Regions from separate parts of the Homo sapiens genome. Here region 1 is linked to region 2. A link is an interaction called in ENCODE POLR2A ChIA-PET data of the cell type or tissue named here. Cell type or tissue: Panc1. All regions are shown on one strand. Each heading gives the region's core, and the rest is flanking DNA. Links, peaks and the distances in the headings are about the cores only. Region 1 overlaps CXorf58 (chromosome X open reading frame 58). Region 2 overlaps APOO (apolipoprotein O).

What was found. ChIA-PET counts read pairs that join two places held together with the same protein. Peaks named below come from ENCODE experiments on the same cell type or tissue, not always from the same donor. Only the 100,000 strongest peaks of a DNase experiment are listed, where the experiment ranks them.
Region 1: POLR2A ChIA-PET joins it to region 2 with 10 read pairs; 2 of 35 experiments call an interaction of 5 or more read pairs at or near these places.

The regions. Positions count from the first base shown.
Region 1 is chrX:23,915,967-23,931,317 of GRCh38, reverse strand. CXorf58 (chromosome X open reading frame 58) reads right to left here. Exons shown (of 9, transcript NM_152761.3): 5 at 14,990-15,101; 6 at 3,948-4,079. Among named protein-coding and RNA genes, the nearest start is that of CXorf58, 16 kb to the right of the region's middle. In Panc1, for the core only: no CTCF peak of the experiment used is centred there; no DNase peak of the experiment used is centred there.
Region 2 is chrX:23,836,681-23,852,031 of GRCh38, reverse strand. It overlaps APOO (apolipoprotein O), which reads left to right. Exons shown (of 9, transcript NM_024122.5): 8 at 11,655-11,719. The coding sequence ends at 11,690. It also overlaps the pseudogene RPL9P7. Among named protein-coding and RNA genes, the nearest start is that of SAT1, 61 kb to the right of the region's middle. In Panc1, for the core only: no CTCF peak of the experiment used is centred there; no DNase peak of the experiment used is centred there; H3K27ac peaks cover 1,975 bases.

The DNA.
Region 1 (15,351 bases), core at 2,670-10,669, 81 kb before region 2:
GTATGTCTATCTGGGGACTCCTCTCTATGACATTAATCCTTGACATGTTCACAATCTGAAAGTATGTGGTCTTTGTCCTTAGCAAAGATAGTTGGCATTTCCTGGTTCACTTCCCTAAACTCACAGTCTAAGACTCTAAAAGAAAGAAAACATAATTGGGAGTCTCTAAGGCACTGCATTAATTTCATGTTTCACACTGAAGCAAATGAGTGAATAGTTAAGGCTGTATACAGACATATCTCAGAGATATTGTGGGTCTAGTTGCAGACCATGGTAATAAAGTGGATATCACAAATAGAGTCATGCTAATTTTTGGTTTCCCAGTGCATATAAAAGTTATGTTTACATTATACTGTAGTTTAAGTGTGCAACAGCATTATTTAAAAAAAAATGTACATACTTTAATTTAAAAATACTTTGTTATGGCTGGGCATAATGGCTCATGCCTGCAATGCCAGAACTTACGGAGGAAGAGCTGACAGGATCACTTGTGCCCAGAAGTTCGAGACCAGCCTAGGAAACATAGCAAGATCCCATCTCCACAAAAAGAAAAAAAATACTTTATTGCTAAAAAATGCTAATGATCATCTGAGCCTTCAGTGAGTCCTATTCTTTTTGCTGGTAGAGAGTCTTACCTTGATGTGGATGACTGCTGACTGATCAGGGTACTGGTTGCTGAAGACTGGGGTGGCTGTGGCTTTTTTTTTTTTTTTTGAGACAGGGTCTCACTCTGTTGCCCAGGCTGGAGTGCAATCATGGCTAAAGCAATCCTCCCACCTCAGTCTCCTGAGTAGCTGGGACCATAGGGGCATACCATCACACCTGGCTAATTTTGGGGTGGGGGGTAATTTTTGTAGAGACAGGGTCTCCCTATATTGCCCAGGCTGGTCTCAAACTCCATCTTCAAGAGATCCTCCAATCTCAGCCTCCCAAAGTACTGGGATTACAGCCATGAGCCACTGTGCCCAGCTCATGAATGTTCTCAATAGCATCTAGAATGGTGAATCGTTTCTGGATTTTTAAATTTTACTTTACCCAGATCCATCAGGGGAATCATTGTCTATGGCAGCTATAGCCTTATGAAACATATTTCTTTTTTCTTTTTTTTTTTTTTTTTTTTTGAGACAGAGTCTTGCCCTGTCACCCAGGCTGGAGTGCAGTGGTGCAATCTCGGCTCACTGCAAGCTCCGCCTCCTGGGTTCACGCCATTCTCCTGGCTCAGCCTCCCAAGTAGCTGGGACTACAGGCGCCCACCACCACGCCCGGCTAATTTTTGTATTTTTTAGTAGAGACGGGGTTTCACGGTGTTAGCCAGGATGGTCTCGATCTCCTGACCTTGTGATCCACCTGCCTTGGTCTCCCAAAGTGCTGGGATTACAGGCCTGAGCCACTCCGCCCGGATAGATTTAGCATAATTTTTAAGGGCCCTAAAATTTTCAGAATGGTAAATGAGAACTGGCTTTAAGTTAAAGTTACCAGCTGCATTAGCCCCTAACAAGAGACTCAGCCTGTCCTTTGAAGCCAGGCATTGACTTCTCCTCTCTAGCTGTGAAAGCCCTAGAGGGCATCTTCTAACAGTATAAGGCCATTTTGTCTACATTGAAAATCTGTTGTTTAGTGCAGCCACCTTCAACAATTATCTTAGTGAGATCTTCTGGATAACTTGCTGCAGCTTCTCCATCAGCACTTGCTGCTTCACCTTGCACTTTTATGTTATAAAGACGGCTTCTTTCCCTAAACTTCACGAACCAACCTCTGCTAGCTTCCAAAGTTTCTTCTGCAGCTTTCTCACCTCTCTGATCCTTCATAGAATTGAAGAGAGTTAAGGCCTTGCTCTGGATTAGGCTTTGGTTTAAGGGAATATTGTGGCTGGTTTTTCTTTTTTTTTCTTTTTCTTTTTTTTTTTTTTTTTGAGACACAGTCTCACTCTATTGCCCAGACTGGAGTGCAGTGGCGCAATTTCGGCTCACTGCAAGCTCCGCCTCCTGGGTTCACGCCATTCTCCCGCCTCAGCCTCCCTAGTAGCTGGGACTATAGGTGCCCGCCACCATGCCCGGCTAATTTTTTGTATTTTTAGTAGAGACGGGGTTTCACCATGTTAGCCAGGATGGTCTCGATCTCCTGACCTCGTGATCCGCCCACCTCGGCCTCCCAAAGTGCTGGGATTACAGGCGTGAGTGGCTGGTTTAATTTTCTATCCAGACCACTAACACTTTCTCCATATCAGCAATGAGGCTATTTTGCTTTCTTATCATTTGTGTGTTCGCTGGAGTAGCACTTTTAATTTCCTTCATAAATTTTTCCTTTGCATTCACAACACGTTTAACTCTTTGGTGCAAAGGTCTAGCTTTTGGCCTATCTCAGCTTTTGACATGACTTCCTCACTAAGCTTCGTCATTTCTAGCTTTTGATTTAAAGTGAGAGGCGCATGACTCTTTCACTCGAACACTTAGAAGCCACTGTAGGATTATTAATTGGCCTAATTTCAATATTGTTGTGTCTCAGAAAATAGAGAGACCAGAGGGGAAAGAGAGAGATAATGGAATGGCTGGTTGGTGGAGCAGTCAGAACACATACATTTATTGGTTAAGTTTGCCATCTTATATGGGCTCAGTTTGTGGTGCTCCAAAACAATTACAATAGTAACATCAAAGATCACTGATCACAGTTCACCATAACAGATATAATAATAATGAAAAGATTTGAAATATTGCAAGAATGACCAAAACGTGACACAGAGACACAAAGCAAGCACATGCTATTGGAAAAATGGCACTGATAGATTTGCTTGATGCAGGTTTGCCACAAACCTTCCATTTGTGAAAACACAACATCGGCCAGGCGTGGTGGCTCACGCTTGTAATCCCAGTACTTTGGGAGGCCGAGACGGGCAGATCACCTGAGGTCAGGAGTTTGAGACCAGCCTGGCCAATATGGTGAAACCCCGTCTCTACTAAAAATACAAAAAAATTAGCTGGGAGTGGTGGCACATGCCTGTAATCCCAGCTACTCGGGAGGCTGAGGCAGGAGAATCGCTTGAACCCAAGAGGCAGAGGTTGCAGTGAGCTGAGATTGCGCCATTGCACTCCAGCCTGGGCGACAAGAACGAAACTCTGTCTCAAAAAAAAAAAAAGTATGTAACTCAATGGTTTTTAGTATATTCACAATGTTGTGCAACTATCACCACTGCCTATGAATATTTCAGAATATTTCCATCACCCCAAAAGAACCCCCAAATTCCTTAGCTCCCTACATATAAAAAGCCATATATCACATGATTTCCTTTATATGAAATATCCGGATTAGGCAAATCCATAGAGACAATGCAGACTGGTGGTTTATGGGGCTGGAATGATGCAGGAATGGAGAGTGACTGCTTACTGGATGCAGGGTTTCCTTTCGGGGTAATGAAAAGGTTCTGGAACTAGATGGTGGTGATGCTTGCACAACCCTGTGAATGTACTTAATGCCCCTGAATTGTACACTTTAAAATGGTCAATTTTATGATGAGAACACATGGACACATAGAGGGGAACAACACACACTGGGACTTACCAGAGGGTGGAAGGTGGGAGGAGGGAGAGGATCAGGAAACATAACTAATGGATACTAGGCCTAATACTTGGGTGACAAAATAATCTGAACAACAAACCCCCTTGACACGAGTTTACCTATATACAATAACAAACCTCTACATGTACCCCTGAACTTAAAATAAAAGTTAAATTAAAAAAAAATTTTAAAAGAAAGTTCTAGTGCTTGGGCATCCGAAAATAAGTTTCATTCTATAGAATATATTTGAAAAATAAAATAAAATATAATACAATAATAAATTTTATATTGTGTTATATTTTACCATAATAAAAAAGTATGATTCTATCTTCTTGGATGACAGAGTTAGGAAGACTTGCTGGGTTTGTTTGTTTTTCTAAATCTAAATTCCTTACTTGTACATAATCTTGCATGGTGACAACATCCATTATATCAGTTACTTTGGACTTCGGGAAAATACGTTCATCTTCCATAATTATACGGTGAAATTTCCTTTCCCCCATTAGTTTGCAAGCATCATCCACTGCCTGTAAAAAGAATAGAAAATAGACTTTAAAAATAGTAGAATAGCATTAATGATCAGCACGCCCTTTACATATTTCTTCTGACAAATACATCAAATATTGTTCCTTTCTTCTAGCAGCTTGCTATTCAATAGAAAGGCTGCATTTGCAAAGAGATTATATAGGGATTATTAAACCACTTAAAATTGTTTCCATAGCCTTATCTACATAGGTTTTTTTTTTTGAAACGGAGTCTTGCTCTGTCACCTAGGCTGGAGAACAGTGGCGCCATCTCAGCTCACTGCAACCTCCACCTCCTGGGTTCAAGCGATTCTCCTGCCTCAGCCTCCTGAGTAGCTGGGACTACAGGCGCATGCCACCACACCTGGCTAATTTTTTGTATTTTTAGTAGAGACCAGCTTTCGCCGTGTTAGCCAGGATGGTCTCGATCTCCTGGCCTCGTGATCCGCTCACCTCGGCCTCCCAAAGTGCGGGATTATAGGCGTGAGCCACCGCGCCAGGCCATCTACATAGTTTTTAAATGCAGCTAGAGGAATTGCTGAGTCCAGAATCCTCAGAGAACATAGTTTTAAAACAACTGGTTTTTCCCCTTAAAAGACTTTTAATTCTTTTATTTTGAAAAGCAAAACAAACCTGTAATATCATTCGTGCAGTCAATGCAGAGAAAACTTATCTGGTGATTCAACGAGTTACCGTAGGAACTGCAATGAAAGGTGTCACTAGTACCACCTCTCTTTTATGTGTTAATACACTGCTGGTAAGTGGAAACATGTATGTTTCAGACTGTTTAAGCCTCCCTCCCTTCAGACTTCATTCTCAGCAGCTAAAAAGTGGCAAATAGAGGGGTTTTCTTTTCTCTCCCAAATGTCAACATTTTATGCTCAAGGAAAGCACCTGAGAGGTCAGAGACAGAAGAATCACAGAATATATGGAAGCTCAAATCCTGTTGGGCCCTACTTATACCATACCCTTCCACATATAAGTATCCTGTGCTAAGAGCTATACATAGACTGTGAGTAGAGACTTAAGTACTCTGCACCCCCGCCATAAGTATGTGCTGACTCTTCTAACACATATTTATATTACAGATCTGTACTTCTGGCCACAAAGGGTATGTTTATATGAAGGGAAGGATAGCACAAAAGAAAATTCAGGGCGGGCGTGGTGGCTCACTCCTGTAATTCCAGCACTTTGGGAGGCCGATGCAGGTGGATCACCTGAGGTCAGGAGTTCGAGACCAGCCTGGCCAACATGGTGAAACCCCGTCTCTACTAAAAATACAAAAATTAGCCAGGCGTGGTGGCAGGTGCCTGTAATGTCAGCTGCTCGGGAGGCTGAGGCAGGAGAATCGCTTGAACCCAGGAGGCGGAGGTTGCAGTGAGCCGAGATCATGCCACTGTACTCCAGCCTAGGGGACACAGCAAGACTCTGTCTCAAAAAAAAAAAAAAAAAAAAGAAAAGAAAAGAAAAGAAAATTCAAACATCTTTTGATTCCAGTTAAGTTTCTTTCTTCCTTTGTATGTCAGAATGCGGTATTTGTGAAAGTATGGGAACTCTGTTATAATGTTGATACAAGGCCTAAAAGAGTGGTTGAGGCCAGGCACGGTGGTTCACACCTGTAATCTCAGCACTTTGGAAGGCCGAGGCAGGCGGATCGCCTGAGGTCAGGAGTTCGAGATCAGCCTGGCAAACATGGCAAAACCCTTTTTCTACTAAAAATACAAAAATTTGCCTAGCATGGTGGCATGTGCCTGTAAACCCAGCTACTCGGGAGGCTGAGGCAGGAGAAATGCTTGAACCTGAGAGGTGGAGGTTGCAGTGAGCTGAGATCATGCCACTGCACTCCAGTCTGGGTGACAGAGTGAGATGCTGTCTCAAAAAAAAAAAAAAAAAAAGAGAAAAGAAAGAGTGGTTGAGACAGGATCAAAACTGAGAATCACTGTTCTTTTTTCTTAACACACAACAGCAAGCTATAATGCATTTTCTATTCCAATTCTCACTTTTGTTATTCAGACTATTCCTTTATTTATTTTTTTAAATTCCAAAGCTTAGAATATCACAGACACATGTAGAAAATGAAAAAGGAAGAAAACATTCAAATGGTTGAATGGTTGAAGTTTTATTCCTAACGTATAGAACTGAAGAGACAAACAGTTTAGTGAAAATGTGATATGGAGCTTTCCTTTAGGTAGATCATTTTTGCTTTATATTTCATTAATTTCTTCTTTTTTTTCCAGCATGCTATTTTATTGATGTAACAACATTTTCAATAAAGTTGGTAAATTATCACTATATTACTGTCTTATAGCAACATAGTAAGAGCTCTAGAGATTGTATAAGCATAAAATGTGAATTTAAAAAAACAATATGTAGGATTTTTATCAGGGCAAGCATTTCCATAACCATAAATATTTCCCTTTTTTTATTATTACACTTTAAGTTTTAGGGTACATGTGCATAATGTGCAGGTTAGTTACATATGTATACATGTGCCATGTTGGTGTGCTGCACCCATCAACTCGTCATTTAACATTAGGTATATCTCCTAATGCTATCCCTCCCCCCTCCCTCATCCCCACAACAAATTTCTTTATACATTACACAACTAAAGAAAAGATAGGCCGGGTGTAGTAGCTCACACCTGTAATCCCAGCACTCTGGGAGGCCAAAGCAGGTGGATCACCTGAGGTCAGGGGTTCGATTCCAGCCTGGCCAACATGGTGAAACCCCGTCTCTACTAAAAAACACAAAAATTAGCTAGGCAGGGTGGTGAGCACCTGTAATCCCAGCTACTTGGGAGGCTGAGGCAGGAGAATCGCTTGAACCCAGGAGGTGGAGGTTGCACTGAGCCGAGATTGTGCCACTGCACTCCAGCCTGGGCGACAGAGTGAGACTCCACCTCATAAATAAATAAATAAATAAATAAATAAATAAATAAAATAAAGATAGTATTGGCAAATCTCTCCATTATGTTTTCTTGCAATTAATTTCCAACATTTTATGGTTCTAATTAACCAGCCCCACAGTGACACTAAAGGTAAAAACAAGTAATTGTACACTGAACAGGTATGAAGACCATATAATTTCTGCTTTAGGAATTTCTGTAGGCATAACTATAATTTACTTTAGCTGAAGTTACTAAAAAAGGGTTTTTAAAATTTTTATTTTTATTTTTTGAGACGGAGTCTTGCTCTGTCACCCAGGCTGGAGTGCAGAGGTGCCATTTCGGCAGACGGCAACCTCCGCCTTCTGGATTCGAGCGATTCTCCTGCCTCAGCCTCCTGAGTAGCTGGGACTACAGGCGTGCACCACCATGCCCAGCTAATTTTTGTTTTCAATAGAGACGGGGTTTCACTATGTTGGCCAGGCTGGTCTCGAACTCCTGATCTTCTGTTCCACCTGCCTCGGCCTCCCAAAGTGTTGGGGTTACGCCCAGCTAATTTCTGTATTTTCAGTAGAGATGGGGTTTCACCATGTTGGCCAGGCTGGTCTCAAACTCCTGACCTCAGGTGATCTGCCTGCCTTGGCCTCCCAAAGTGCTGGGATTACAGGCGTGAGCCACAGTACAAAAGGTATTTATTTAGGGTTTTTTTTTTTTTTTCTGAGACAGAGTCTCCCTCTATCGCCCAGGCTGGAGTGCAGTGGTGCCATCTTGACTCACTGTAACCTCTGCCTCCCGGGTTCAAGCAATTCTCCTGCCTCAGCCTCCTGAGTAGCTGGGACTACAGGTGCGTGCCACCATGCCTGGCTAATTTTTTTTTTTTGTATTTTTAGTAGAGACAATTTCGCCATTTTGGCCACACTGGTCCTGAAATGACCTCAAGTGATCCGCCCACCTTAGCCTCCCCAAAAAGGTATTTATTGACAGGTCCTCCCTACACTGCCCCACTCAGCCACCACCACCAATCTCTCCAAGACCCAGTTTCCTTATGTGTGCAGTGCCTCAGTTGTGTGCCTCATCTGTGTCTGGCCCATTCTGGTCCCTCAGCCAAAGAAAAACATGCCTGGCAGCATAGGGCAAGCTCTCTGCCCACCTGTGAGAGGGGTTTGAGAAATGTTTGCTGTCCAATGGCCAAGATGTTCTTTCTCAGACATCTGCAGTGTATGGCCAAAGTCAAGAAAGTCCTTCTCCATAGGAAGCAATGGGAAAGAAGAGCCTAGAGCCAGGAGAAAAGCAAGGGCAAAAACTAGGCAAAGATTCCAGGATACCAGCCAATCAGGGTAGGATTCAAGAGGCAGGTTCTGTTCTTAGTGGGTGACTCAAAGCGTCAAAGCGGGCCATCTCTAAATCTGGCACTTATCCTGATACTCAGCATCTCTGTGGCCAGAAGCCCCCACAGCTCTGTGGCTATTTGCTGGCCTAGATCCACACTTGGGCTTGTAAAGCTACTCTAGTATCTCAAGACACTTTCCTGTTTCTACTGGGAACTGTCACTCATGGAAGAGGTAATAACTGGTATCCATGCATTGGAACAGTTTCTTGGTTTGGAACAGTCCAATTACATACAGGTTCAGAATAAACAAAACCACCATAACTGCATGGTTGTTTTAACCTCAAAATGTACATAGTACAGTGGAAACACAGAGAAGTGTTCAAGTCTCAGTTATGCTCCTGGCAAGTCTTTCCAACTTCTAGCTTCCTAATAGGGAAAATGGGAATAATGTGTCCCTAACCAGAGTTATTGCAGGGCCATCTAAGAGAATGTGTATGCTGCTGTTTAGCATAGTTCCTAACTCTCAGGAGTGGTTAAGAACTGGGACTTTGGAGGCAGGCTACTAGGTCTTGATCTCGGTTCCTTCATTTTCCAGGTGTGAGACCTTAGGCAAGTTAGTCTTTTTTGTTTGTTTGTTTTTGTTTTTGTTTTTTTGAGACAGACTCTCACTCTGTCACTCAGGCTGGAGTGCAGTGGTGCAATCTCGGCTCACTGCAACCTCCGCCTCCTGGGTTCAAGCGATCCTCCTGCCTTAGCCTCCCGAGTAGCTGGGATTACAGGCACGTGCCACCGCGCTTGGCTAATATTTGTATTTTTAGTAGAGATGGGTTTCACCATGTTGGCCAGGCTGGTCTCAAACTCCTGACCTCAAGTGATCCGCCTGCCTCGGCCTCCCAAAGTGTTAGGATTACAAGCGTGAGCCACAGCACCCGGCCCTCAGTCTTTTTTAAAATGAGGATAATAACAGAAAATACACTGTAGTGTTTATGATAATTAAATAGAGTAATGTGCATAAAATGTTTAAGATCATATTTGATAGAAAGTGCTCAGTAGGCTCAGCACTTTGGGAGGCGGAAGTGGGCAGATCGCTTGAGGCCAGGAGTTCGAGATCAGCCTGGCCAACATAGCAAAACCTCCTTTCTACTAAAAAAAAATGCAAAAATTAGCCAGGCATGGTGGCACATGTCTGTAATCCCAGCTACTCAGCTGGCTAAGACATGAGAATTGCTTGAGCCTGGGAGGGGGAGGTTGCAGTGAGCCAAGATTGCGAGATGGTGCCACTGCACTCCAGCTTTGGCAACAGATTAAGACCTTGTCTAAAAAACAACAACAACAACAACAAAAAACAAAAACACAAAAAACAAAAACAAACAAAAAACACAAAGAGACAAAGAGCAACAGAGTTGAGTAAGCTTAGAGTGAGAAATATTCCATATTTACAAGTTTTCTATCAACCATGAATCCAAGTGTTACCAGAGTTTGAAGCTGAACTAAAGGGAAAAAGGAACCTTAAACTGTTCAAGTTGGGTATGTTCTGATCATTTAAAACCCGTTATGATGTTTAGTGAAAAATTCAAGGTCAATAATATGACCACACTTTTATAATAAGAACAAAATTTAAAAATCTCTATGTGTGTATTTTCATGGGAAACATGAAGGATACACAGCAAACCATTAACAATGACTACCCCAGGAGAGTGAAAGTTGTAGCACAGAAGATAAAGGCACGGAGGCATATTTTTCTATCTGTGGGCTAATTTAAACAAAAATTTAAGTTATTATACAGCATTATGATGGGTTTTAATGCATAAGCAGTGATTTCCAATCACTGCCTCTAAGGTTCTCATTTGCTCAAGCCTGTGTACAGCAAGGGGGTGGCAGGAGTAGACCCAGGAGGATTTCAGTTCTTGAAAAAGCCTCATTATATAATCCTAGGAAAGAAACAATTGATGATATTTTATAGGGGTAACTACAAGCTTATTCTATACATAAATGTGGCATAAATTTATCCTTCAAGTAGGATAAACATATACTTCCACATTTGAAGTTGATCTATATAAATATTAATGTTCTTGAAACACCATATTCCATAATGAAAACATGTAGCTCATTTTCTAGGTGTTTTTTTTTTTTTTTTGGACGGAGTTTTGCTCTTGTTGCCCAGGCTGGAGTGCAATGGTGCAATCTCAGCTCACTGCAACCTCTGCCTCCTGGGTTCAAGCGATTCTCTTGCCTCAGCCTCCCAAGTAACTGGGATTACAGGCGCCCACCACCACACCCGGCTAATTTTGTATTTTAGGTAGAAACGGGGTTTCACCATGTTGGCCAGGCTGGTCTCGAACTCCTGACCTCAGGTTATCCTCCCGCCTCGGCCTCCCAAAGTGCTGGGATTACAGGCATGAGCCACCGAGCCTGGCTTCATTTGATAATTTTCTGAAATAAAGTTAAATTTTCTCTGATACTACCTGAGAACATGGAGAAAAGTGGTCCCTTTTCCTTTTCTAAAACTCTTCAGAGTCAATGCCGCACATGCAGGATCTGATCAGAAACTGCCAGGCTGTGTGGTCTTCTCTCCTGCATACATGCTAGAACTCATGATTTAAGATGGGCCACAGTTTTTGTGTACATTTCCAGAAGGGGGATCTTGCCAGGGTTACAGAAAAATAACCTTTGATATGTGGTTTATAAATGGCCAAATATGAGAATGTCCATCTTTTTAAAACTTAAATATAGTCATGTATAAGGGTCCAAGGAGTAAAACCTGTACTGTAGAGCCTTGCTATTAAAAGTGTGGTTTACATCACAAGCCTATCCGGATTTGCCACCTGCTGACTGTAGAGCCCTTGGGCCTTGAGTAAATGGTAGCCAGGCAGTGGTCACTGTGGGCCTTGGGAGAGACCCAGTGCTATGCTTGCTTCAGGTCCGACCCAGTGCAGTCCCAGTGGTGGTGGTGGCCACAAGGGTGCTTGTTTTACCCGTCCCCCAGCTCCAGGCTGCTCAGTACAGAAAGAGAGAGATTCCATTTATTGGGGGAAAAGTAGGGAAAGAGAACAAAAGTCTCTGCCTGGTAATCCAGGGAATTCTTCCGGATCTTAGCCAAGAACAACAAGGCAGTACTTCTACAAGTCTGCAAGAGCCACAGTGTTACTGGGCTTGGGGTGCCCCCTAATGCAGATATGGCTGCAGTGACCAAAGATTTAGATCACGACACCTGAGTCCCTTTGAATACTTGGAAAGCCTTTTCACGAAGGACAGGTTACAAACAAGCGCAGACTGTAAAGACTACAGTAAATACTACGATACCTAACTCTTCGATGCCCAGACATTGGCAAACATCCATAAGCATCAGGACCATTCAGGAAAACATGACCTCACCAAAGAAACTAAATAAGGCACCAGTGATCAATCCTAGAGAGACAGAGGTATGTAACCTTTCAGATAGAGAATTCAAAATAGCTGTTTTTGTGTTCATGTTCTGACGTAAAAAAACAAAAAACAAACAAAATAGCTGTTTTGAGAAAGCTCAACAAAATTCAAGATAACACAGAGAAGGAATTCAGAAACCTATCAGATAAATTTAACAAAGAGAATGAAATAATTAAAAATAATCGAGCAGAAAGAAATTCTGGAGCTGAAAAATGCAATGGACACACTGAAGAATGCATCAGAGTCTCCTAACAGAGGAACTGATCATGCAGAAGAATTAGTGAACTTGAAGATAGGCTATTTGAAAATACACAATTAGAGCAGACAAAAGAAAACAAATAAAAAAGAATGACTCATGCCTACAAGATCTAGAAAATAGCCTCAAAAGGGTGAATCTAAGAATTATTGGCCCTAAAAAGGAGGTAGAGAGATAGATCAGGGTAGAAAGTTTATTCAAAGGGATAACAGCAGAGAACTTCCCAAATTCAGAGAAAGATATCAATATCCAAGTAAAGAAGGTTACAGAACACCAAGCAGATTTAACCCAAAGACTACCTCAAGGCATTTAATAATCAAACTCCCAAAGGTCAAGGATAAAGAAAGAATCCTAAAATCAGCAAGAGAAAAGAAACAAACAACATACAAAGGAGTTCCAATACGTCTGGCAGCAGACTTCTCATTGGAAGCCTTACAGGCTGAGAGAGTGATGTAACATATTTAAAGTGCTGAAGGAAAAATAAAAACTTTTATCCTAGAATAGTATATGCAGTGGAAATATCCTTCAAACATGAAGGAGAAATAAAGACTTTCTCAGACAAAAGCTTAGGAATTTTGTCAATAACAGACTTGTCCTACAAGAAATGCTAAAGGGAATTCTTCAATCTGAAAGAAAAGGTCATTAATAAACAATAAGAAATCTGAGAGTACAAAATTCACTGGTAATAGTAAGTACACAGAAAAACAGTATTATAACATTGCAATTGTGGTGTGTAAACTACTCATATGTTGAATAGAAAGACTAGAAGATGAACTGATCAAAAATAATAACTACAATAACTTTTCAAGACATAGACAATACAATAAGATATTAATAGAAAAAACAAAAAGTTAAAAAGTGGGGAGATGAAGTTAAAGTGCAGAGTTTTTATTTGGTTTCTCTTTGCTTGTTTGTTATTTTTTTGTTTGTTGAAGCAATCTGTGTTAATCTGTCACCAGTTTAAAATAATGGGTTATAAGATATTGTTTGCAAGCCTCATGGTAACCTCAAATCCCAAAACATACAACAGATACACAAAAAATAAAAAGCAAGAAATTAAAACATACCACCAGAGAAAATCACCTTCACTAAAAGGAAGGCAGGAAGGAAGGAAAGAAGGAAGAGAAGACCACAAAACAACCAGAACAAATATGAAAATGGCAAAACTAAGTCTGTACTTCTCAGTAATAACATTCATGTAAATGGACTAAACTCTCCAATCAAAAGATATAGAGTGGCTGAATGAATTTTAAAAAAAGTGTGGTTTCGAGGTCAGGAGATTGAGACCATCCTGGCTAACATGGTGAAACCCCATCTCTACTAAAAATACAAAAAAAATTAGCCGGGCGTGGTGGCGGGAGCCTGTAGTCCCAGCTACTCGGGAGGTTGAGGCAGGAGAATGGCGTGAACCTGGGAGGCGGAGCTTGTAGTGAGCCAAGATCATGCCACTGCACTCCAGCCTGGGCGACAGAGCGAGACTCCGTCTCAAAAAAATAAAATAAAATAAAATAAAGTGTGGTTTATGGACCAGCAGCAGCGGCAGCATTTTAACAAGATTCCCAGGTGATTCCTATACTGTAGACACAATTTGTGGTGAATATTCATGAAACTTAAAAGTATGATGAGAGTGCCAGGTGTGGTGGCTCACGCCTGTAATCCCAGCACTTTGGGATGCCGAGGCGGGCGAATCACCTGAGGTCAGGAGTTCGAGACCAGCCTGGCCAACATGTTGAAACCCCGTCTCTACTAAAAATACAAAAATTGGCCAGGTGTGGTGGTGCATGCCTGTAATCCCAGCTACCTGGGAGGCTGAGGCAGGAGAATCACTTGAGCCTGGCAGGTGGAGGTTGTGGTGAGCTGAGATCGCACCATTGCACTCCAGCCTGGGCAACAAGAGCAAAACTCTGTCTCAAAATAAATAAAGAAATAAATAAGTATGATGAGAATTCATGTGAAAAAAGGATAAATATTTGAAAGTTCATTTTCTTTCTTTCTTTTTTTTTTTTTTTTTGAGATAGAATCTCACTCTGTTGCCCAGGCTGGGGTGCAGTGGTGCGATCTCAGCTCCCCACAACCTCTGCCTCCAGGGTTCAAGCAATTCTCCTGCCTCAGCCTCCTGAGTATCTGGGATTACAGGCATGCACCACTACGCTTGGCTAATTTTTGTATTTTTAGTAGAGACGGGGTTTCACCATGTTGGCCAGGCTGGTCTTGAACTCCTGACCTCAGGTGATTCGCCCGCCTTGGCCTCCCAAAGTGCTGGGATTACAGGCATGAGCCACCGTGCCTGGCTGAAAGTTCATTTTCAATAGCATAGTCCAGACCATTTTTTTTCTAAATGTGCTACCAGAATCAAAGAAATAATAACATTCCATTAAAACAAATAAAATGGCATTAAATTAAATGTTCTGCATAATTTAAGAGCCCTGACCAATTTTAGTCTTTTTTTTTTTTTTGAGACAGAGTCTCACTGTGTCGCCCAGGCTGGAGTGCAGTGGTACGATCTTGGCTCACTGCAGCCTCCACCTCCTGGGTTCAAGTGATTCTCCTGCCTCAACCTCCCGAGCAGCTGGGATTACAGGCATGTGCCACCATACCTGGCTAATTTTTATATCTTTAGTAGAGATGGGGTTTCACCATGTTGGCCAGGCTGGTCTCAAACTCTTGACCTCAGGTGATCTGCCCGCCTCGGCCTCCCAAAGTGCTGGCATTACAGGCATGAGTCACTGCGCCTGGCCTAGTCTATTATTAACAAATAAAAATTTTAATACATAAAAATGGATGGATATTTTCTAGAGCCTTAATTAAGTAATTCACTCCAAATGTCTTTTTTTTTTTTTTTTTTAGCTAGTAAGTGGAGACACTTTGAAACATGGTGCTTAAAAAAAAACACACTACCTACCTGGTGGGCTGTTTCATGGTGAAATAACTTATTCTGTATAATTTGAATGCAATTCAGATACTATGTAGATGTTAAAAAGCTAAGTTAACATAAAATGTACATCATGAAACGTCACCTTACTTGACGGCATTAATACATTTTTTCCACTAAAATACTTGTAACCATGGCCATCAGTATGAAGAAAAATTTTAAACACGATGAAAGGTGGAAACGTTTCACCTCTAAATCTGAAATAAAGATAAAAATTTAGTTATTTGGCATCAGGTTTTGGGCTCAGTTGCTTTTCCCCCTTATACTTAAGATAGTTCATATAGTTTCTTGCATACAGGGTAAAGGCTATGTCAGAGCATGTAAAGAATTGGTAATGAAATGGATCACATAGGATGTAAGACCCACACTTTGGTGTACTCACAACTATTCTCATACCTGTGTAAGACTGAATACAGAATGGGAGATGAGAGCTACTCTCATGGCAAC
Region 2 (15,351 bases), core at 4,009-12,008:
GAATCACTTGAACCTGAGAGGCGGAGGTTACAGTGAGCTGAGATCGTGCCACTGCACTCCAGCCTGGGCGAAAGAGCGAGACTCGGTCTCTAAATACATACATACATACATAAAACAGGGCACTGAAAATTTTTAAATTAGGAATGATGGCACAATTCTTAACGGTATTATTTCCCATGGGGGTATATTACTCTGAAATATCCCAAACAGGTCTGTGGCATTTTGCTGCTCTGCCACATCCCTTTTCCCTCTTACGAAATGATTCTAAATGTTTGTGCTGAGTCTTCTACCAATAAAGTAGTGTTTCAGTCTGTCATCATTGGTTACTTAAGAGGAATTTATCTGCTTCAGTTAAAATGAACTTTTTGTCAGAACTATGAAGCAAAGATAGGTGTGTCCAGAAATATTGTCATCTTGGTACAGTCTAGGGCTTTCTTTTAAGTTACAAGAATATATAACATATGTATAGTTTAAAATCCAACACTATAATGACCATGTACATACCAACCAATTATCTACCTTTAAAACTAGGAAATTACCGTGGGGCGCGGTGGCTCACGCCTGTAATCCCAGCACTGTGGGAGGCCGAGGCAGGTGGATGACGAGGTCAGGAGTTCAAGACCAGCCTGGCCAAGATGGTGAAAACCCGTCTCTACTAAAAATACCAAAAAATTAGCCAGGCATGGTGGCAGGTGCCTGTAATCCCAGCTACTCGGGAGGCTGAGGCAGAGAATTGCTTGAACCTGGGAGGTGGAGGTTACAGTGAGCCAAGATCGCGCCACTGCACTCCAGCCTGCGCGACAGAACAAGACTCCATCTCAAAAAAAAAAAAGGAAATTACCGATGCCTTTCAAGTCTTCCATGGGTCCCCTCACCCCCAAGTCTCCCCAGAGGGAACCATTATCTGGAATTTTATTTCATTCCCTTGTTTTTCTTTAAACTTTTCTTCCAGTTTAACCATATATGTCTGTATTCTGAAATACTATTGTTGAGCCTGCCTGTTTTTGCCTTTATAAAAATATACCAAATTTAAGTCTAAATATACATATTATATATATATAAGTTTATCTAGATGAGTCTTACTACATATTATTTTGCAACTTGTTTTGTTCCCTTAACATTTTGTTTATGGGTTATGTATGGCAGTAGTGTATTCATCTTCACTGCTGTAGACTATTTTCTTTGTGTTGTTGTTGTTGTTTTAATAGACGGAGTCTCACTCTGTTGCTCAGGCTGGAGTGTAGTGGTGCAGTCATGACTCACTGCAACTTCCGCCTGCTGGGTTCAAGCAATTCTCCTGCCTCAGCCTCCAGAGTAGCTAGGACTACAGGCATGCGCCACCATCCCTGGCTAATTTTTGTATTTTTAGTAGAGACAGGGTTTCACCATGTTGGTCAGGCTGGTCTCAAACTCCTGACCTCAGGTGATCCGCCCTCCTCAGCCTCCCAAAGTGTTGGGATTACAGGCATGAGCCACTGCGCCTGGTCATATTTTCTTTATGGGAAAATACCCATGTTGGTGGCTCCTTGGGTGGGTTTCAGTATATTACTATTACAACACAGCATGGCTTCATAATTTGTGAAGAATTTTTCTAGACCAGGGTTCCTGATTCATAGGGTCTGCATATCTTCAGTTTTACTAGATGATGCCAAGTAATTGTTACCATTTTTGCCAGTGTGATGGCTTTAAAAGAGTTTTTCATCATGGAGTATATGTGTATGTGGCTTTACTTTATTTCCCAATTTTCATTTTGAGAAAATTTCAAAACTACAGATCAGGTGCAGGACTAGTACAATGAATATACCCTTCACTTAGATTCACTAACATTTGCTGCATTTGCATAATCTATCTTTTCACCTATGCATGGTGTTCATACACACGAGTATATTTTATTTTCCTGAACCATTTGAGAATTAATTGTAGATATCATTGCATTTTCCATCTGTATCTAATTCAGCATGTATTTCCAAAGAACGTGGACATTCATTTATATGATCACAATACCGTTATTGTACTCAGGAAAGTTGGCATTTCATTATTTACACAAATGTTATCTAATATATAGCCCATGTTCAAATTTCCCTAGTTGCCCCAATAATGTACTTGCCTTAAACAACTTTTGATTTTTTTTTTTTTTTTCGAGATGGAGTGTTACTCTGTCGCCCAGGCTGGAGTGCAGTGGCGTGATGTTGGCTCACTGCAACCTCTGCCTTCTGGGTTCAAGCAATTTTCCTGCCTCAGCCTCGCGAGTAGCTGGGACTGCAGGCGCACGCCACCGCCCCCGCCTAATTTTTGTATTTTTAGTAGAGATGGGGTTTCACCATATTGGACAAGCTGGTCTCAAACTCCTGACCTCAGGCAGTCCACCTGCCTCGGCCTCCCAAAGTGCTGAGATTACAGGTGTGAGCCACCATGCCCGAACTTTTTTTTTTTTTTTTTTTTTTTTTTAAGTCTCTCTTAATCTACAGGCTCCCCTTCCATCTTTTGGAGTTGACTTCCTTACAGTTTATCTGTTAAAACAGTCTGGCACATTTCACCTATAGAGTTTCCAACGGTTTGGGTTTTGCTGATTACACATTTATGCTATAGTTTAACGTGTTCTCTGTACTCCCTGCACATTGGCAGCTGGATGCACGGGCTACTTGAACCAGATCCTGTTTGATCCTTTTGGCAATGCTCTAGATCCACGTAGGCACATAAGTCTGGTTTTTGCTTTGTTTTTATTGGTTTTAGCAGCTGTAGATGCTCAATGCCTAGACCCATTGAATCTTTGGGGGATAGAAATGGTGATATTGGCCGGGCGCAGTGGCTCACACCTGTAATCCCAACACTTTGGGAGGCCGAGGAGGGTAGATCACTTGAGATCAGGAGTTCGAAACCTGCCTGGCCAACATGGTGAAACCCCAGCTCTACTAAAAATACAAAAAAATTAGCCACACATGGTCAGGAGATTGAGACCATCCTGGCTAAGACGGTGAAACCCTGTCTCTACTAAAAATACAAAAAAATTAGCCAGGCGTGGTGGCAGGCGCCTGTAGTCCCAGCTACTCAGGAGGCTGAGGCAGGAGAATGGCGTGAACCCAGGAGGCGGAGCTTGCAGTGAGCTGAGATCCTACCACTGCACTCCAGCCTGGGCGACAGAGTGAGACTCCATCTCAAAAAAAAAAAAAAAAAAAAAATCAGCCGCGCATGGTGGCACGTGCCTGTAGTCCCAGCTACTCAGGAGACTCAGTCAGGAGAATTGCTTGAAGCTGCAAGGCAGAGGTTGCAGTGAGCCAAGATCATGCCACCTCACTCCAGCCTGGTTGACAGAACAAGACTCTGTCTCAAAAAAAAAAAAAAAGAAAAGAAAATGGTGATATTTTGCTTCTATTGTTTCATTTTCTCAAATTAGCTGAAATATTTTGATAAAGAACCCCTTCTCTTATCTACTAGTTACCCAGTTATAGTTTATATAGGAAAAACAAGATAATTACTTGATTTTTTTCTCTTATTTATCCAGTTTCAAAATAATGAATTCATTCCCTTTCCTCAGAAGATCACCTGTTAGTTTTTCTTTAAAAATAATGGCCAGGCACGGTGGCTCACGCCTGTAATCCCAGCACTTTGGCAGGCCGAGGCGGGTGGATCACCTGAGGTCAGGAGTTCGAGACCAGCCTGGCCAACAGGGTGAAACCCCGTCTCTACTAAAAATAAAAAATTAGCCAGGTGTGGTGGCACGCGCCTGTAGTCCCAGCTACTCAGGAGGCTGAGACTGGAGAATCACCTGAACCTGGGCGGTAGAGGTTGCAGTGAGCCATGATCGCGTCACTGCACTCCAGCCTGGGCGACAGAGTGAGATTTTGTCTCAAAAAAATAGGGCCAGACGCGGTGGCTCATGCCTGTAATCTCAGCACTTTGGGGGGCTGAAGTGGGCGGATCACGAGGTCAGGAGATCGAGACCATCCTAGCTAACATGGTGAAACCCCGTCTCTACTAAAAATACAAAAAAATTGGGCGTGGTGGCACATGCCTGTAGTTCCAGCTACTCGGGAAGCTGAGGCAGGAGAATCGCTTGAACCCAGGAGGCGGAGGTTGCAGTGAGCCAAGATCCCGCCGTTGTACTCCAGCCTGGGCAACAAGAGTGAAACTCCATCTCAAAAAAATAATATAAATAAATAAATATATATATATATTTATATAGAGATGGATATATATGTGTGTGTGTGTGTATATATATATATATATAATTATAGGCTGGGCACAATGGCTCACACCTGTAATCCCAGCACTTTGGGAGGCTGAGACAGGAGGATCACTTGAGTCTAGGAGTTTGAGGCTGCAGTGAGCGCTGTGTTCGTACCACTCCACTCCAGCCTGGGTGACAGAGCGAGACCCTGTTTCTTTTCTTTTCTTTTCTTTTTTTTGAGATGGAGTCTCGCACTGTCGCCCAGGCTGGAGTGCAGTGGCATGATCTCGGCTCACTGCTAGCTCTGCCTCCCGGGTTCACACCATTCTCCTGCCTCAGCCTCCCGAGTAGCTGGGACTACAGGCACGCGTCACCACGCCCAGCTAATTTTTTGTATTTTTAATAGAGTCGGGGTTTCACCGTGTTAGCCAGGATGATCTCGATCTCCTGACCTCGTGATCCGCCCGCCTCGGCCTCCCAAAGTGCTGGGATTACAGGTGTGAGCCGCTGCGCCTGGCCAAGACCCTGTTTCTTAAAATAATAAATAAATTAAAAATCATTACGGGTTTATAGATTTAAACATATTTGATAGTTTTGAATGCTTTGTAATTCTTGGTCTTATTAAAGTTCAAACTGTCCCATTTTGCTAGTGGAAGTTGGCTCTGAGTCCTCTTGACATGACCCAAGTAGTCTGTGATAGTTACCTCACTATCTAGCATGTGAAGATGTTCCCAGAATTTCCCATCGTGGTTTTCATTTACATTGCCCTGATTGAGCATCTTTTCACAGGTTTATTGGCTTCTTCTTGAAATGCCTGTTCATGTCTTTTGGCCACTTTTTATATGGGTCATTTGTCCCTTATTGATTTATAAGGGTTCTTTATTTTTTTCCTAGATATTAATAGTTTTGGCCAGATGTTTGCAGATGTCTTTTCTCAATATGGCTTGTCTTTTCAGTTTTGGTGTCTTGATGATCAGAAGAAGTTCTTCATGTAGTTGATTTATTGACCTTTTCCATTATGGTTTTCACTCTTTGACTCTAGGAGCTTAATAAAAGCATGAAATATTTATTGATTGTCCATTGCTAATCCGAAACCCTTTCAGAATAGTCCTAACCCAAGGTCTCAGTATCAGAGATGAAGGCCAGTTGTGGGTGTCAGGAGGTCAGTTGTGGGTGTCAGTCCTCAGGGTCACAGATGGCTCTTTTAGAGTTGTCTTTTTTTTTTTTTTTTTTTTGAGATGGAGTCTTGCTCTGTAGCCCAGGCTGGAGTGCAGTGGTGCAGTGGTGCGATCGCGTTCACTGCAACCTCCACCTCCTGGGTTCAAGCAATTCTCCTACCTCAGGCTCCTGAGTAGCTGGGATTACAGGCGTGCGCCACCACGCCTGGCTAATTTTTGTATTTTTAGTAGAGACAGGGTTTCACCATCTTGGCCAGGCTGGTCCTGAACTCCTGACCTCAAGTGATCCACCCGCCTCAGCCTCCCAAAGTGCTGGGACTACAGGCGTGAGCCACTGCACCCGACTAGAGTTGTCTTTTTTTTTTTTTTTTTTTTGAGATGGAGTCTCGCTCTGTCGCCCAGGCTGGAGTGTAATGGTGCCATCTTGGTTCATTACAACCTCCGCCTTCTGGGTTCAAGCGATTCTTCCGCCTCAGCCTCCCAAGTAGCTGGGATTACAGTCATTCACTACTATGCCTGGCTAATTTTTTTTTTTGTATTTTTAGTAGAGACGGGGTTTCGCCATGTTGGCCAGGCTGGTCTCGAACTCCTGGCCTCAGGTGATCCCCCTGCCTCGGCCTCCCAAAGTGCTGGGATTACAGGCGTGAGCCACCGCACCCAGCTTAGAGTTGTCTTATAATTAGCTAAACACAGCAGTATGTCTCAGTAAATATCATATTTTAGTTTTTCACTAGCTTTTTTTTAATGCAACAAATTACTATCACAGAATTGTACAATGACTGCTGAAGGCCAACACTAATTATTTAAAAGGCAGGAAATTAATAAAGAAGCATAAACCTGTTACCAATGTGAAAACTGAGCAGAACTTCTAAAGCTGAGCTGTTAATAGTTTTATTCAGGCCCTTGCTGGCTCAGCAGGAAAATGAAAGGGAAGCAGCAGCCACCACCCTGAGTAAACATGCCCTGCTTTTTCTTCCTCCATTAGAAGTTCCTCGGCTCTCTAAACATGGCAAAGTTTGGCTGAAAGTAAGTCATGTAGTTTTAAAATGTTCATCTTTGAAGTAAGCTAATCACAGAAGGACAATTACTGCATGATTCTACTTGTATGAGGTATTTAAAATAGTCAAACTCATAGAGGCAGAGAATAGAATGGCGATTGCCAGGGATTGGGGGAGGGAGAGATAGGGAGTTGGTAATCAACAAAGTTTTAGTCAAGCAAAGAGAATAAGTTCTACAGACCCCTTGCACAACACTGTGCCTATAGATAACAGTACCGTATTGTACACTTAAAAATCTGCCAAGAGGGCAGATGTCATGTTAAGTATTCTTACCACTGTATTTTTTTTAAATGACAGCTTGATGGGTTTTCCATAAAGTTATGAGTTTGTGCTTTGTAATTTTTTGCTGTCTAAAATTCTAAGAACTACAGGTATTAGGAAATGATTTTGAAATGATTTTTTCTTTCTTTTTAAAAACACCATTATTTACCAAAATGAAAAGTTAGAAATCCTGAATAATGTCATCTCCTCTTTAGAAAGGAATGCACTCTTGGTATCAGTGGGCAGGATACAGCGTTGTCCAGTGGACTAAGAGGAGCGGGAGCACCAGACTCCTACCCCACCTCTGCCTCTTACTAGCCCTGAAACCTTGGGAAGTTACTCCAGCTCTGTGGGAACTGGCATAGTACCTCCTGGAGCTGTTTTGAGGATTAAATAAGGTTATCTCATGTGAGGAACATATGAAATGGCTGGACTCTAGCCACATGATAGTCATCAACCACCACTCATGTGATACTGCACATTTTCGCTTCTGCCTGAGAAGATAATGTCCACTGATAGAAAATGGAACCATACCCTGTAGTCAGGAATCCTTATGTCATTGTTTTAGTTTTCCATTGCTGCCAAAATAAATGACTGCAAATTTACAGGTTGAAAGTAGTGCAAATGATTATCTTAGTTCTGTGGGTCAGAAGTCCAATTCTAAATCAAGGTGTCAGCAGGGTTGCGTTCCTTTCTAGAGGCCCTAGGGGGGAATTTCTTTCCTGCTCATTTAGATTGTTGACAGAACTCAGTTCCTCGAGGCTGTAGGACCAAGGTCTGTTTTGCTGGCTGAGGGCTGTTTCCAGCTTCCTTCCTCTATTGTCGAAGCCTGCAGCAAGTCGTTTGCAGATCCCCCTTCTGACCTCTTCTTCTGCCTCCCTCTTAGACTGCAGGCACTCTTATGCTTGAATCAAGCCCACCCAGATAATCCAAGATCATCTCCCTATTTTAAGGGCAACTGATTAGTAAACTTAATTCCAATGCAACCTTAATTTCCCTTTGCTGTGTGAGGTAACAGTCACAGGTTCCAGAAATAGAAGACATCTTTGAGGGGCCATTATTCTGCCTACCTCATCAAGTGAACTAGAATTGTGTTGGGGTCTTTAACAGGTCATTTATCCTTACCTTTTATTTTCTTCATCCAAAAAATAAAGTGGCCTGCCATATAGGATAGATAATGTTTATTGAGCACTTACTTGCTGTGAGCTTGGCCCTTGGCGCTAAACTCTTTGCTCAGGAAGAGTCTTTGAGGTGGGTTCTATTATTATCCCCATTTATAAGTGAGGAAACTGCATTTTGGAGAAGTTAAGTAATTGTTGAAAATAATTCAACTGGTGAGGGAGTCAGACATTTCAGTAGGCTGCTGTACCTCAAAGGTTTGGCTGGCTGGCAATCAGCCTTCACATGGCAGGCATACTAATTAGAAATCAGTGTCTTGATTTTCTTAAAAAGTTTTGGTTTTGCTAGCAGAAATTGTCATTTGTGCCCAGGCACGGTGGCTCATGCTTGTAATCCCAGCACTTTGTAGGCCGAGGCAGGCAAATCACCTGTGGTCGGGAGCTTGAGACCAGCCTGGCCAACATGGTGAAACCCTGTCTTCACTAAAAATACAATAATTAGCTGGGTGTAGTAGTGGGCGCCTGTAATCCCAGCTACTCAGGAGGCTGAGGCAGGAGAATCGTTTGAACCCAGGAGGCAGAGGTTACGTGAGCTGAGATTGCGCCACTGCACTCCAGCCTGGGTGACAGAGGGAAACTCCGTCTCAAAAAAAAAAAAAAAAAAAAAAAGAAATTGTCATTTGTGTTCATGGACGTGGTAAGAAAATAAAAACTGAAATCAGATATGTATGAAAATGAGTTACAAAATATTCTAGATAAAACTTTCTCTGTCTGAAAATGCAAAAAAAAATGATTTCTGGCTTGTGCTAAATCACGAACTGTTTTTTGAAGTCAGAATGTTGTTTTGTCTGAGATCCTGGAGTTCTCTGCCAAGAGAGATCTGATTTGTGACAGGGTGGTGGATGGGCTCAATATTTTTTTAATGAGATATTGGACTGTGCTGTTTTGTTATACTATAAGTGATATGTAACCAAACAAGAAAATTTTCCTAGCAACAAAGTTGTTTTCCTGAATCAGAAGAATGCTTTTGTGTGCTCATTTTCTTATTGTCCAAAAGATAAAAAAGCTTGTGAATTTAGCATCTTATTTTTTTGAGATTGAGGTACTGGCGAGTATAGATAGTAGAATATATAAGAATATCATTGGAAGTATTTGGCAAGCAGTATGTTAATTCAGACCTAAACTGTATTTAAGTAGAGAACTAACTTGTTTTTTTGTTTGTTTGTTTTTGTTTGTTTTTGAGATGGAGTTTCACTCTTGTTGCCCAGGCTGGAGTGCAATGGCGTGATCTTGGCTCACTGCAACCTCCGCCTCCTGGGTTCAAGCGATTCTCCTGCTTCAGCCTCCCGAGCAGCTGGGATTACAGGCATGCGCCACCATGCCCTGCTAATTTTGTATTTTTAGTAGAGACGGGGTTTCTCCCTGTTGTTCAGGCTGGTCTCGAACTCCTGACCTCAGGTGATCCACCCACCTTGGCCTCCCAAAGTGCTGGGATTACAGGCGTGAGCCACCACGCCCTGCCGAGAACCACCTTGTTTTTATGCCAGACCCGATTGTTGGACATGATTATCTCACTGGCCCTTATAAGCCTTTTTTTCTCTCTTCTTGTTCTTCATTAGTCTGGTGAGGGACCCAGACATTTCAGTAGGCTGCTATACCTCAAAGGTTTGGCTGGCAATCAGCCTTCACATGGCAGTCATACTAATTAGAAATCAATGTTTTGATTTTTTTTTAAGTTTTAATTTTGCTAACAGAAATTGTTATTCGTGTTCATGGATGTGTTAAGAAAATAGAAACCCAAGCTTTTTTACATTCATCAGATCTCTAAGTTCTACCCCATTCCATTTGTTTGTTTGTTTTGAGACAGGGTCTCACTCTGTTGCCCAAACTGTAGTGCAGTTGTGCAGTCACAGCTTACTGCAGCCTCAACCTCCCTGGCTTAAGTGATCCTCCCACCTCAGCCTCCTGAGTAGGTGGGACCACAGGCATGTGTCATCCCACCTGGCTAATTTTTGTATTTTTTTTAGAGACAGGATTTCAGCATGTTGCCCAGGCTGATCTTGAACTCCTGGGCTCAAGTGATCCACCCGCCTCGGCCTCCTGAAGTGCTGGGATTACAGGTGTGAGCCACTGCCCCTGGCTTTCCATTTGTTTATGCAACAAATATTTGAATAGTGTGTGCTAGGAGGCCCTAGGGATATTGTGCCCTCATGAAGCTTACAGGTTAATGAAAGACTCAAACATGAAAGAAATAATTACACAATCAGGAAGTACATGAGTGCTATGAAAGGGAATAGAAGGTTCTGCTAAATTGAAGGACAGGGTACAAAGAAAGCCTTGATGTAAAGGATGAATAACATTTAGCTAGGCAAAAATTGGGATTGTCTGGTCTCGGTCAGTGGGGTATATTTTGCAAAGGTCTTGTCCCAGTAGGGAGTTTGTCAATTTCGAGCAACAGCAAAAAGGCCTCTGGGTTGTAGGTGGGTGTGTGTTCACATATGGGTATGTGTGTTCGCTTGTGTGCATGCATGTGAGGAGGCAGGGTGGGGAGTGGCTCTGGAGGAGGAGAAGGGCACAGATTCTCAGTCCTGTAGCACTCTTGTTCAGAGCATCAAGTAGACCTGAGAATTGTATGTTGATCATTGGTCCGCCAAGCAGTTCGTATGGCCTTGTTTCCCAGAACTCCATCATCAAGTGGATGTGGTGACCATATACTTTATCATCAAAACCAGGATACTCTTTTTTTTTTTTTTTTTTTTTTTAAACTTCTTTTTCTATGTTGCCCAAGCTGGTCTTGAATTCCCAGGCTCAATGGATCCTCCCGCCTCGGCCTCCCAAAGTGCTGGGATTACAGGCGTGAACCAACATGCCCGGCAAACCAGGATACTCTTGAGAGTGAAAGGGGACACTATTAATTATGTTGGGACAACGGGTATAAAACAGTACTTATAGACCAGTTCTCAGCCACTCCAGGGAGCCCCAAAGTTGCCTAGAAACCATGCTCTGAAATGACAGGGTTAGTCACGTGCTCCTGCTTTCTCACCTTTTCCTCTTCCTTCATCCATGAATAACTCTGAAAGAGGGGCACCAGGAGAAACTGCTCCAAGTCTATACAACAGAATCTTAGCCCCCATGGCCCGCCCAGCTGCAGCCTCCTGTTTTTCAGACTGCCATCTGATCTCTGACTATTAATGTGTTTTCAGAATTAAAGTCTAAAAAACGTATAGAAAAGAAAGTAAGGCCTTAAAAGTTTAGCACGTGAACTTTTCCCACTAGAAGCTTTTCCTACACTGCTTCTTATGGATTACATGGCCTAATTATATGTTCCCGGAGGGCCACTGGGCAGAATGGGTGTGGTCTAACTTCTTTCAGAGTAAACATGTTTTGTGGATTGGCCCCTATGGTGGATAATGGTGAATAATGCATGGAGTAAATACCTACAGGAAGCCTTCCCATAGGTGTAAAACCTTTATTTCAGGAAATAAAAGGAAGATATATTGATTTTTTAATTAGAATCAACTGTTTGGCTGAATCTGCATAATGAGGATTAATGGAGCTTTATTTCCTGCTCTCTCTGCCCAAGTCACTCTACAGTAGGGCCCTCAGAGAGCCCTAGTAACTTCTTCAATTTACTGACAGATGGATCACTTTGCAGTAAAATAATATTTAATGGTCGGTAACTGCGAGAATGTGGGATCTCATTGTCCTCCTCAGCCTTTCTTCAACAACCCCCCAAGTCCTCAATAAAATGGTTTGACCCTGTCCCCCATAATAATTTTTAATGTTCATGTTCAGCCAAATACTCAGGACACTAAGGAGTTGCACTATTTCTTTTCAAACTGCATTCAAGCTCTTTCTTTTGTTTTAAAAGCCAGGAAATGTGAAGAATTCACCTGGAACTAAGTAGAAAACTCCATGCTCTGCCATCTTAATCAGGTAAAAAACAAGAAATTTCTGTGATTATTTTCAGCATTGTAGTGCCAGCTGAAATGACTTGTTTTTAATTAATTTAATTTAATTAATTATAACAGTTTCAATTTGATGTGAAAATATTTTATTCCATCTTTTAGTTTCTGGGCTTAAATGCTGTGACTTACTTATTTGTGTTTGTTCCACTAATGTTACCTGGGTTTTTTAGACAAGCTAGAACCAGACAGTTGGGATTTGTCTACAAATGTATTTCAAACAATTGAAAAGTGTCATTATTCCTTAGGTTTTTTTCAAACAACACTTTATTATAGTAAGTACACTTGTATTTATCTAATACTCAGTGAACACTGGAATGCATGACTGTTACAGAGAGGCTCAAAACACTAGTTATATTGTTTGTGTATATATGAAAAATTGTATAATAGCACTTGTGATTTCCTGGTAATTAGAAGACTGTAATTGAATTTGGAAGCAACCTAGATATTCAACTACAGGAAAATGGCTTAATTATGGTATATCTATAAAGAAGAATATTATTATTCTGTTTCTACAGTATTTAATTGCATGGGAACGTGTGCACAATTATTGTTAAATGAAAAAAAGGTAGTGTGATATGTTTATAGAGGGGATGAAGCCAGGAGATACGACAGAAAGTGTGTATCTTTCAGTGGCATGATGATTTTTATATTTTTTTCTTCTTTATAACTTTCTGTATTTAAAAAATTTTCTGCAATGAGTATGCATTTTATAATCAGAAAATTTTTTGAAAATTGGTGTTACATTTATTGTAAATCATGGCCCTTACTTAAAATTTATGAAAACCCTGAGTTTGAAGGGTCTTTTTTCCTCAAGCTTTCTTTATATTTTTGGAGACCCAAAGAGTCACATAAACTGAGAATTTGAGAGTGGTTATCTGGCCCAACCCCCAGCCTCAAGCAGACTCCCCTGAAACCCTGTATGTTCCTTCTTTTACACCAGCACTGATGGGAAACTCACCCTATGGGGCAGCCATCCTGGGACAATTCTGAGTTTTTGGAAGCTGTTTCCTCTGCTAAGCAAAAATATGTCTCCTTAGTGGTCACAGAAAACAAATCCAGTTCCTCTTTCACAGCATAGCTGTTCATACAGTAACCCAACATCAGTATGTTCTCAGATACAAACTATTACCCGGGGAGCTTGGTAAAAGGCAAAGGGCACCCCAGAATCAGTATCTCTGGTGAATGGGGCCAGATATGCATGGGATGTGCCATTAGAAGGATGACTGGAGGGTGAGCAGCCACAGAGTGACACATGTCCTCTAGAGACTTGACTTTTAATATGGTTATATTTCTCTCTTTTTTTAAATCCCTGTCAGCCAGAATGGATATATTTCTGTACAGGGACAATGAAAAAGACATAGAATAAAGGGAAATTAGGTAAATATCCATTTCAATTTTCAAAGATACTCTGCACCAGAGTTCAGCTTGCTGAAATACACAACCTTGACTTCATTCTTTATTGTTTTTAGATCTTTATTGGAGGAGGTGTAGCTTTTAATTATAAAAGTGATTCGTGTTGGTTGTAAAAAATGTTTTTAGCTAACTGTTTTAAAAGCTTGTCTTGGCCGGGTGTGGTGGCTCACGCCTGTAATCCCAGCACTTTGGGAGGCCAAGGTGGGCAGATCACGAGGTCGAGAGATCGAGACCACCCTGGCCAACATGGTGAAAGCCCGTCTCTACTAAAAATACAAAAAAAAAAAGCCAGGCATGGTGGTAGTTGCCTGTAATCCCAGCTACTTGGGAGGCTGAGGCAGGAGAATCGCTTGAACCCAGGAGGCGGAGGTTGCAGTGAGCCGAGATCGTGCCATTGCACTCTAGCCTGGGCAAAAAGAGTGAAACTCTGTCTCAAAAACAAAACAAAAAAGCTTGTCTTATCCTTTATTCTTTTCTTTTTCTTTCTTTCTTTTTTTTTTTTTTTTTTTTGAGATAGAGTTTCACTCTTGTTGCCCAGGCTGGAGTGCAGTGGAGCAATCTTGCTCACTGCAGCCTCTGAGGCCTCCCGGGTTCAAGTCATTCTCCTGCCTCAGCCTCCCAAGTAGCTGGGATTACAGGCATGCACCACCATGCCCAGCTAATTTTGTATTTTTTAGTAGAGACAGGGTTTTAGCATATTGGTCAGGCTGGTCTCGAACTCCTGACCTCAGGTGATCCACCTGCCTCAGCCTCCCAAAGTACTGGGATTACAGGTGTGAGCCACCACATCTGGCCCCTTTATTCTTTTTTCCAGAGGTAATTTTTGTTAATAGTTTGGTATATCATTCCAGACTTTTAAATATAGATAGATAGATAGATAGATAGATAGATAGATAGATAGATAGATAGGCCGGGTGCAGTGGCTCACACCTGTACTCCTAGCACTTTGGGAGGCTGAGGTAGGTGGATTATATGAGTCTGGCAGTTCGAGAACAGCCTGGGCAATATGGCGAAACCCTGTCTCTACAAAAAATTAAAAAAATTAGCTGAGTGTGATGACGAACACCTGTAGTCCCAGTTACTTGGAGGCTGAGGTGGGAGGATCTCCTGAGCCTGGGAGAAAGAGGTTGCAGTGAGCCATGATCACTCCACTGCACTCCAACCTGGGCAACAGAGTGATACCCTGTCTCAAAAACAAATATATATATTTATTTATATTTAAAATTTATTTATAAATTAAATAAATTTATTTATACATTTATAATATATTCATGCATACATGCATGTTTTTGGTTTTTTGACAAAATGGGATCATATTCCACATATTGTTTTACAAGTTCACAGAAAACTTTCTTTTTACTGTTATTTATCTGGGGGGATGGGATCTTGCTGTGTTACCCAGGCTGGACTTCAACTCCTGGGTTTAGGTGATCCTCCCACTTCACCCTTCTGAGTAGCTGCACAGAAAACTTACTGAAGGCATATAATTGTAATTATATTATCATACATAAAGAAATTAGGCTTTCTTTGCTGCGTCTACTGCGAGAATGAAGACTATTCTCAGCAATCAGACTGTCGACATTCCAGAAAATGTCGACATTACTCTGAAGGGACGCACAGTTATCGTGAAGGGCCCCAGAGGAACCCTGCGGAGGGACTTCAATCACATCAATGTAGAACTCAGCCTTCTTGGAAAGAAAAAAAAGAGGCTCCGGGTTGACAAATGGTGGGGTAACAGAAAGGAACTGGCTACCGTTCGGACTATTTGTAGTCATGTACAGAACATGATCAAGGGTGTTACACTGGGCTTCCGTTACAAGATGAGGTCTGTGTATGCTCACTTCCCCATCAACGTTGTTATCCAGGAGAATGGGTCTCTTGTTGAAATCCGAAATTTTTTGGGTGAAAAATACATCCGCAGGGTTCGGATGAGACCAGGTGTTGCTTGTTCAGTATCTCAAGCCCAGAAAGATGAATTAATCCTTGAAGGAAATGACATTGAGCTTGTTTCAAATTCAGCGGCTTTGATTCAGCAAGCCACAACAGTTAAAAACAAGGATATCAGGAAATTTTTGGATGGTATCTATGTCTCTGAAAAAGGAACTGTTCAGCAGGCTGATGAATAAGATCTAAGAGTTACCTGGCTACAGAAAGAAGATGCCAGATGACACTTAAGACCTACTTGTG